Linked DNA regions of Homo sapiens: region 2 is linked to region 1. A link is a loop called in an ENCODE intact Hi-C map of the cell type or tissue named here. Cell type or tissue: heart right ventricle. All regions are shown on one strand. Each heading gives the region's core, and the rest is flanking DNA. Links, peaks and the distances in the headings are about the cores only.

Region 1 (4,794 bases), core at 871-3,370:
CTGAGCAGTCAGTGTTGTACTGTGGCCACAACTTCACTTTTGTAACACTCTATCTTACTCCTTCCTAGGTTAACAGTTCTACCAAATATTAATATGAAAGTTTAGTAAGACAATGTTGCAAATTATGGTTAACCAACATCTTTTCACCAAATACTTCAAGCATAAAAACGAGAATCTTTACAAAAATATACACAGACACAACAAATTGGTAGCTGCCCATAGCACTAAACAAACTGGACTCAAGAGTGGCTTCTCAACAGCATGTCATTTTAATATAACCATTGCCTGGTACAGGGAAAACTAACAAGTGTTTGTTAAACATTGTATTCCTGATAATTTAAGCCAATCTATGAGCGAATGAACGATACGTGCCTAAAAATGATCATGGTTTATACTATCAGTAGCCACTGGATTTAGGACTAGTCCAAGATCTTGATCTAGATTTTGACCTAGGCCTAGACTGTGACCTTGACTGGGATTTGGAACAAGGCGGTTCTTTTTTCCTTGATTCCTTTTTATGTCTTGAGCAAGACTTGTAATATGTTTTGGAATCTGTTTTAGAGGTGCCTCTAGTTTTGGCATGCGATGCAGACCTAGAACACGATTTAGCCTTCATTTCTTTCTTGGGCTGGGACTTGGACCTTGATCTTGAATTGGATTTAGATCTTGAAAAAGACTGATTTCAGTGTTTGACTCTATCATTGCTGGAATGGCTTCTGCTACACCATGGTCTTCCAGTCCATCCACTCTTTCTAGGACTACAAGATCTTCTATAGATGTAAGCAAAAGACCGACTTCTTGATCTTCTTTCATAACTTTGGCTTCTAGAACATCTATATCTGTCATAATCATAGCGTGAAGAACTGTACACACTCCTACCTTCCTTTGCTTTCATCTGATTTGGGGTCTTCCAATCCCCCTGTGCAAACTGTTTCCATTTGACATCCACAAATCCACTTTCTGTCCAAATTATGTAAAGCATCTTCAGCATCACGAACATCTTCCAATTGAACATAAGCAACTCCTCTTGGACAGTGAGTGTAGAAATCAAGTGGAACATACACATCAACTATAGGATCATAATGACCAAATTCATGCCATAAATCTTTGAACCTGCTGTTACTGGCTCCATTCCTGATGAACAGAGGCACCTTGGAGGACGCAGGTAGCTGGACGTGACCGCTGTGTGAGTCTTAGCGCCAGGGGACACTAAGGGGCTCAGCAAACTGTCCAGCCCCCGGAGGCTGATCCTCAGACACGCACAGCCAGAGGGCTCTACTACAGTTAAATTAATTCTTGTATGTAAAAGAGTAGAAATTTACCGGTTTTGTAGTAAATAATAGTGATTCTCAAACTTTAGCTTGTATCCAAATTACTTGGAGGCTTGCAAAACACAAATTACAGCCCCCCACCCAGTACTCTGGGGTGGACTGTGAACATTTGCATTTCTAACCAGGTGATGGCGAGATGATGATGATGATGATGATGATGATGATGATGATGATGATGATGGTGATGCTTGTCCAGGGACCACACTTTGAGAACCACTGGTATCTACTAATAGTTCTTTTAACCCTGGCTGGATATAAAAATCTCTGGCTTTGGTGCCAGCTTTATTTTAAAACTTTCACAAGTCATTCTGATGCACCAGAGTGGAGAATCACTGGTGTGTGCAATTAGCCAAGTTATAAAAGATATAAAATTTGCAATATAGGTCTAGATTTTAAAAGACAAATGAAAAAAAAATAATGCACTGAACTTAAGAGCCAGGACTAGTTTATAACTTTCTGGACTATCCCTATGTGTAAATAATTTAAATTCTGGGTTCTTACCCTATGGGAAAACAATTCAAGTTCTGTGATCTTCTGTAAAACAAGAACATCATAGGATGATCATCAATGTACTTTCAAACCCAAATTTTATGATATATACCTTTTTAGCAGGGGGCATTTCACACTAAGAAGTGATGTAACATAACATTAATTAGCATTACTAATATAAAAACAAGAACATAAATTTGATGGTTTTATTTATACTGTTTTGTTAACTAGATGCTTAAGATGGGATGGGGGGACCTGTTAAATAATGATTGTTGGTTTTAAAAAAATCTTAATTTTTTACAGCAAGTAGTCAATAACAGAGTCCAGTAGGTGGCGATAACAGCCTTTCATACAACTTAAAAACAGTTGCGTACTTACTGGTCAATAATTGTTTTCTCACTTGCCTGTACAAATAGAAAACACAAAACACTTTATAGGCCACCTGGAGCTTTATTTCAGAGTGAATTTTTTGTTTGTTTATTTCATTCTATTTTGGGAATATAACAGAGGTTGCTTTCTGTTTCTGTGATCATGCGTATTTAGAGGTTTGTAAAAATTCTTTTTAAAACTTTTAGTATAGAATTTTTCAAATATGAAGAAAATACAATAATGAATACCCATTCAGCTTCAGCAATGATCAATGTTCTGCTATTATTCCCATTTTACCTGTCCCTTCCATGTACCCAGCCCCCAGCTTGTCGTCATCCCTTCTGCAGAACTTACAAGCAAATCCCACATATCATGTTACTGAACCTATAGAGCTTTAAAAATTGTCAAGCTATAATTACAAGAAGATTTTAGGTGCATTATTTCAGAACCCATTGTTTTTGTGTTTTACTCTAGCCATTGAGTACCGTTAGTTTTTGTTTGTTTTGTTTGGATTATATTTTTCACATAATAACGAGCCAAACACCTTTTCTAGTGCTTTGAGAACTGTAGTTCTCAAAACGAGGCAGCAGCATAATTAGTCACAAAAGGTTGCATGTAAATATCAATATTTTTAAAATAAAAATTGATATCTTCAATTAAATTTTTGTTTTTTACTTTAAAAATGTTACTATTTTTTTGAGACAAGGTTTTGCTGTGTCATCCAGCACCAGCTGGAGTGCAGTGGTGCGATCACGCTCCCTGCAGCCTTGGCCTCCTGGGCTCAAGTGATCCTCTCACCTCAGCCTTCTGAGTAGCTGGGACCACAGGTACATGCCATGGTGCTCACCATGCTTGGCTGTTTTATTTTTTGTAGAGATGGGGGTCTCACTATGTTGCCCAGGCTGGTCTCGAATTCCTAGGCTCAAGCTATCTGCCCGCATCAGCCACCCAAAGTGCTGGAATTACAGGCACAAGCTCCGGGGCTTGGCTGAATTTTTATTTTTGAATAAAAATATACAATTAGAAATGTATTCTTATCAACAATGGAAGGTATATTTGTATATCTTTTTATCCAAGGTATCCAAAAGAACAAAAAGTTTTACTGTATGGTTTTTATCTAAAACAAATGGAAGCATATTACATTTTGGCAAGTAGAGAAATCAACATAATTAAGAATTTAAAGAAAGAACTCAATGACCCAGAATTCCTAAAACAACCACTTAACATTTTGTTATATTTCCTTTTTCTCCTTCCTATGTGGAGGTCTCCCTCTTCCCTGAAATTGCATGTTTATGTCGGACATAGAGTAGAAGGGAGACATCCCGGTTCTGGAGGTTTTCCACATCTCTGACTCTTCAGTCACTTCCCATTGATAAAAAGCCAACCAAAAAAAAAAAAAAACTCGAAGTATTTGCTAAATGAATAAAAGGCCTAACACTTTCTATATCTCATTATATGCTACCTAAAACTTTATTTTTTCCTTTCTTCTTTTTTTTTGGGTGGGGATAGGGTCTTGCTCTGTTGCCTAGGCGGGAGTGTGGTAGTACGATCACAGCTTACTGCAGCTCAAACTCCTGGGCTCTAGCAATCATTCCACCTCAGCCTCCTGAGTAGCTGGGACTACGGGAGCATGCCACCATGATTGGCTAATTAATTTTTTTTGTAGAGGTAGGGTCTCGCTATGTTGTCCAGGCTGGTCTAAAATTCCTGGCTTCAGGTAATCCTCCTGCCTCGGCCTCCCAAAGTACTGGGATTGCAGATGTAAGACACCGTACTTGGCCTGTAAAACTTTTTTTTTTTAATTATACTTTTAGTTTTAGAGTACATGTGCACAACGTGCAGGTTGTTACATATGTATACACGTGCTATGTCGGTGTGCTGCACCCATTAACTCGTCATTTACATTAGGTATATCTCCTAATGCTATCCCTCCCCCCTCCCCCCACCCCACAACAGGCCCCAGTGTGTGATGTTCCCCAACCTGTGTCCAAGTGTTCTCATTGTTCAGTTCCCACCTATGAGTGAGAACATGTGGTGTTTGGTTTTCTGTCCTTGAGATAGTTTGCTGAGAATGATGGTTTCCAACTTCATACATGTCCCTACAAAGGACATGAACTCATCATTTTTTATGGCTGCATAGTATTCCATGGTGTATATGTGCCACATTTTCTTAATCCAGTCTACCACTGATGGACATTTGGGTTGGTTCCAAGTCTTTGCTATTGTGAATAGTGCCGCAATAAATATATGTGTGCATGTGTCTTTATAGCAGCATGATTTATAATCCTTTGGGTATATACCCAGTAATGGGATGGCTGGGTCAAATGGTATTTCTAGTTCTAGATCCTTGAGGAATCGCCACACTGTCTTCCACAATGGTTGAAGTAGTTTACAGTCCCACCGACAGTGTAAAAGTGTTCCTATTTTCTCCAGCACCTGTTGTTTCCTGACTTTTTAATGATTGTCATTCTAACTGGTGTGAGATGGTATCTTGTTGTGGTTTTGATTTGCATTTCTCTGATGGGTTGGCTTGTAAAACTTTATAATACTGCTTTCAAAGTTGGTTATTGCTTTAATGAAAATTATTTTATTCAAAATTTTAATT
Region 2 (4,794 bases), core at 1,358-3,857, 640 kb after region 1:
GAACAAAAGAAAAACAAAAACTTCTGTGCCCAGATTTTCATGGTTTAAAGAGGGAGTTTTTTAGCTTGCTACTTGATCTTCTGCATATCAAATAAAAAACTAGAATATATTCAAATGTGCTCAACTGCGTTGCTTTAAATAATTTTGTGGTGCTTCTTTTTAGCATTTGATGAATACAGAAATATCAGCCAAAAGGACATTGTGGACAGCATAAAAGGAGAATTATCTGGGCATTTTGAAGACTTACTGTTGGCCATAGGTAAGACTTCGAGTGCTGGTAAACTAAGTTACTTTGCACTTGCTTTAACTCAGTGCCGAGGCCTGCTCCTTTTGGGCAAGAATCCTGACTGATCCATTTTTTTTGCTCCCTACAGCCCCCAACATGGTCCAGGATACACACAGTACGCTCAACAAATATTGTTAAATGAATGCTTGAAGAAGTTATTTTTTTAAGTCTTTTTTCTTTTTCTTTTTTGAAACAGGATCTCACTCTGTCACCCAGGCTGGAGTGCAGTGGTGTGATCTCAGCTCACTGCAGCCTCAACCTCCTGGGCTCAAGCAGTCCTCCCACCTCAGCCTCCCAAGTAGCTGAGACAACAAGCATGTATACCACCTGGCCCAGCTAATTTTGTATTTTTTGTAGAGATGGGGTTTCACCATGTTGCCCAGGCTGGTCGTGAACTCCTGAGCTCAAGCAATCCATCCACCTCAGCCTCCCAAAGTGTTGGGATTACAGGTGTGAGCTACCACATCCAGCCATCTTTTTAAATCTTACCTTGCTTTTTAAATTTGTATTTGTCTTGTGACCATGTTTAGCTTGTAGACTTCTTGAGAGCTGAAATATTTTATTTCTACTGGCATTTTTATTGAGCTTTGTTGAAAACTGAGACGTAGGCAAAGCACAGTGGCATGCACGTGTAGTCTTACCTACTTGGGAGGCTGAGGTGGAAGGATTGCTGGAGCCAAGGAGTTCAAGGCCAGTTTGGGCAACATAGCAAGATCTTGTCTCTTTAATTAAAAAAACCACACACACACACACACACACACACACATGCAACTAAGACCTAAGCCAGTTTGGTAATCCACCATATTTGGTTATTTATGAAAGATATCAGTGGCTTTTCTTTTCTTTCTTTCTTTTTTTTTTTTCTTTTGAGATGGAGTCTCACTCTGTCACCCAGACTAGAGTGCAGTGGCACAATCTCAGCTCATTGTTGACTCTGAATTGCTAAAAGATAAGCCGAGGAGGCTAAGAAAGGGAAAACTTTCTTCTTCAATTAAAAAAGTAGAATTGAGATCAGTCTTCATAATTAGTTCTCAGACTGTTCCAGTGGTAATGATACACCTGGTTAATTTTTTTTTCCATTTTACATTGTTAATCTTTTTTTCTTTTTTTTTCTTTGTGACGGAGTCTCGCTCGGTTGCCCAAGCTGGAGTGTGGTGGCGCAATCTCAGGTCACTGCAACCTCCGCCTTCCAGGTTCAAGCAATTCTTGTGCCTCAGCCTCCTAAGTAGCTGGGATTACAGGCACACGCCACCACGCCTGGCTAACGTTTGTATTTTTAGTAGAGACAGGGTTTCACCATGTTGGCCGGGGTGGTCTCAAATTCCTGACCTCAAGTGATCCGCCCACCTCTGCCTCCCAAAGTGCTGGGATTACAGGCTTGAGCCACCACCCCTGGCCTATATTGTTAATCTTTATATTAATTCTGCTTGCTGTTTTTCATTTGGTGTTCTTGCTAAGCCGTAATGTTTGAAAAACTTTGTTGAGATGTACAAACTCTCATTCACTGAGCTAAGGAGCATTCTTGGAAATATATCATTGAATAATGTATTACATTTGGGCTATAATGCACATTATTTTATCATGTAAAAAAAGACCTTATAATTCAATTGAAGTTCAAAATATGTTACACTTTCATTTTGTTTCAGTCTACCATTGGAATAAACCAGTTTATAAAATTTTTTATTGAGATATAACTTACATACCATAAAGTTCACCCACTCAAAGTGTGCAATTCAATGCTTTTTAATGTAGTCACAAGGTTTTGCAACCATCACCACAATCTAAGTTTAGGACGTTTTAATCAGCCGCATAAGAAACCCTGTAACTATTGACAGTCACTTTCCAATCCTCCCCACCCCCTGGCTCCTATAATCATTAATCTACTTTCTGTCTCTATAGATTTGCCTACTCTGCATATTTCATACACAAGGAATCCAATACAATGGTCAACACATAGTTTTTGACATGAAAAACGATCTGAGCTGTGTCATCTTAGAATCGTGTAATAGGAGCATACTACTTGCCAAATAAGAACAAATCCAGACTTAAGTAAGGAGAGGCTTTATTCAGTAGAACTATTTCAATAGAGAGAACATGTTGATTTCAGAAACCTGAAAGACTGGGCTGGGTGTGGTGGCTCATGCACATAATCCCATCACTTTGAGAGGCTGAGGCAGGAGGATCCCTTTAGGCCAGGAGTTCAAGACCAGCCTGGGCAACATAGTGAGAGCAGCATTCTGAGACTGTTCCAATGGCAATGATAGAACTGGTTAATTTTTTTTCCATTTTATATTGTTAATCTATATATTAAAGATTCTACAAAAAAATAAAAAATTAGCTGGGTAGGTTGGTGGACGCCTGTAGTCCCAGCTACTCAAGGGGCTAAGGTGGGAGGAGTGCTTGAACCCAGGAGGTCGAGGCTCCAGTGAGCTATGTTGGTGCCACTACACCAGAGCCTGAGTGACAAAAGTGAGATCCCATCTCTAAAAGATGGGGAAAAATGTGCAAAAGTTTCAAAATCCAACAGAAAAGTCTTAGCAGCAACTTTTAATGTTGGGCAAGCACAAGGGCATGATCACTGGGGATTGACAGGAAACACGTCTGGCAGTGGACAGCTGGACTCTCAAGATAAGCTGCAACAGAGGCATGTTCTGCATTTTAGGGCTTGCCCAGGACTGGGGACAAGCCAGAGTTCAGGAACCTGTGGGAGGAGAGAGGCCTGATGGAAGTGTGGTCAAGACAATGAAGAGGGTAGGGAATGGGCAATTATGAATTCTTGGTCATGGTAATTAACTCTAACGGACTCCCAAGCTTCCCTGCCTATGGTGCTGGGTGATAAAGCCTCCTTCCCACTGAAACATACTGCCACCTTCCAAAACTTTCAGATATGAAGAACAAATCTAGTAGGTAAGAATATAAAGCAGAAGGCAAGCTAAAGGGAAGAAAGGATCATGAAAAGAAGGGATTGTACAAATCTAGTTGGCAGGGAGGTGACTGGAAAGCTTAATAGGATGAAAGTGGGCATCATTATTTTTTATCAAGCTATTATGGCTTACTTAATGTGAGTTTTACTAGTTTAAATGGTTAGTTTCTTGTCAGAGAACTTCATGTAACAGTTTGATTCTAAATGCTGTGTTTGGGTTTCTAATACATTTCTCCTTCTATTTCCCTTAAATCACTCAAAAAGCCAAAAGTCTTTTAGCTTTCCTTAAGACAGTCTATAAGCCACGATGAGAAAGTCACTTATTCTTGTTCTGAGCTCCAAAATTCATTATAAAATCCATTCACTTTTGGTTGGATTCCTACCTAGAGATCAGATTTAAGATTATAAAAATAATTGTGTTGCTGTAAATAGGTTTCTTCCCTACAGACTTTTCTATTCCTATTTTCTTTTTATTTAAAAGATAATTTACTCTTGCGTTTTTGTCAGTTTCCTTTTTCTTGTTTTATTTCTGCTTTACTTGTTATTTCAAAATAAAGAATTGAAGGATTGTATTTTTTTTTTAAGGCAACTGAATTTAGATGACAGATACTTGTTCTAATGGAGTCACTCTAACCAGCCTATAAATTCTAATCCAGTCATTTAAAAGAAAATTCTTTCCATGGGAAAAATTGCTTTTAAATGGAACTCCAGTGCCCCTGCGTGCCTAATGAGTTATTTGGAGCAACATCGCTGCAGTTGTCAGGCCCAGGTTGTTCATCAGTAGCCCGAGATGCTAGTAGCTGAGCAGTGTCGCACCCTAGGGAGTTATCAGGGAAAGCGTAGGTGTTCGGGGTGTCTGGGATCCAGAGATGAGTCAGTCGCTGTGGGAGTTTCTTTGGCAGGTAATTTTATTTTCCCCATGGCTGGAGATAATTACTGTGCTAAAGTTCTGTGCAAATATGGTATTAAAAGGCTATGAAAATCAGGGTAAGCAGCCTTTCTTTCATTCCAAGTAAAAGCCAGTTGTGGGGAGGGGATAGAGTGGTATGACAGTCCAAAGAATCTTTTTAAAAAACATATTACTTACTATAGATTAACCCAATTTCTATTCCGTGAAGCTGAACATTATTTGCTTTTTGTTACAGTTAATTGTGTGAGGAACACGCCGGCCTTTTTAGCCGAAAGACTGCATCGAGCCTTGAAGGTTGGTCTGGAAAGTTCATGTGCATTCTTAGCGTCCCTTAATTCCCTTGGGAAAGTATGCAAATAGTAGAACAAATATTTAAAAATTAGTTATTTTAATGTAATTTAAACATTTTAAGATAAATTATATTACAGCAAATCAAGGTATGATACAATACACTCTTTACACAGACACCTGATTTTCTCTTCAAAATAAACAGACCTGGGTTTATGAAATAATTTTTTTCTAAGTAGGTATAATTTGATTTCTATTTAACTAAAACATTCTCATTTTCTCTAATATGATGAGTTTAAGTAGATGCTAATATTCCACTTGTATGAAAGATGAAAATTCATGTATAATATTAAATTTTAAAAGTTCATCCTCTATTTTAAATAGAAA

The links. Hi-C counts contacts between places; a loop is a spot of excess contacts. Peaks named below come from ENCODE experiments on the same cell type or tissue, not always from the same donor. Only the 100,000 strongest peaks of a DNase experiment are listed, where the experiment ranks them.
Region 2: a loop joins it to region 1, with 2.3 times the contacts of the local background. A loop is called at or near these places in 9 of 110 quality-filtered maps.

Annotation. Positions count from the first base shown.
Region 1 is chr4:77,957,603-77,962,396 of GRCh38, forward strand. It overlaps the pseudogene LOC100128297. Among named protein-coding and RNA genes, the nearest start is that of MRPL1, 97 kb to the left of the region's middle. In heart right ventricle, for the core only: a CTCF peak has its summit at 2,158 (motif pointing right); no DNase peak of the experiment used is centred there; H3K4me3 peaks cover 545 bases.
Region 2 is chr4:78,597,156-78,601,949 of GRCh38, forward strand. ANXA3 (annexin A3) reads left to right here. Exons shown (of 13, transcript NM_005139.3): 10 at 164-259; 11 at 4,355-4,413. Among named protein-coding and RNA genes, the nearest start is that of LINC01094, 46 kb to the right of the region's middle. In heart right ventricle, for the core only: no CTCF peak of the experiment used is centred there; a DNase peak (open chromatin) is centred at 2,910.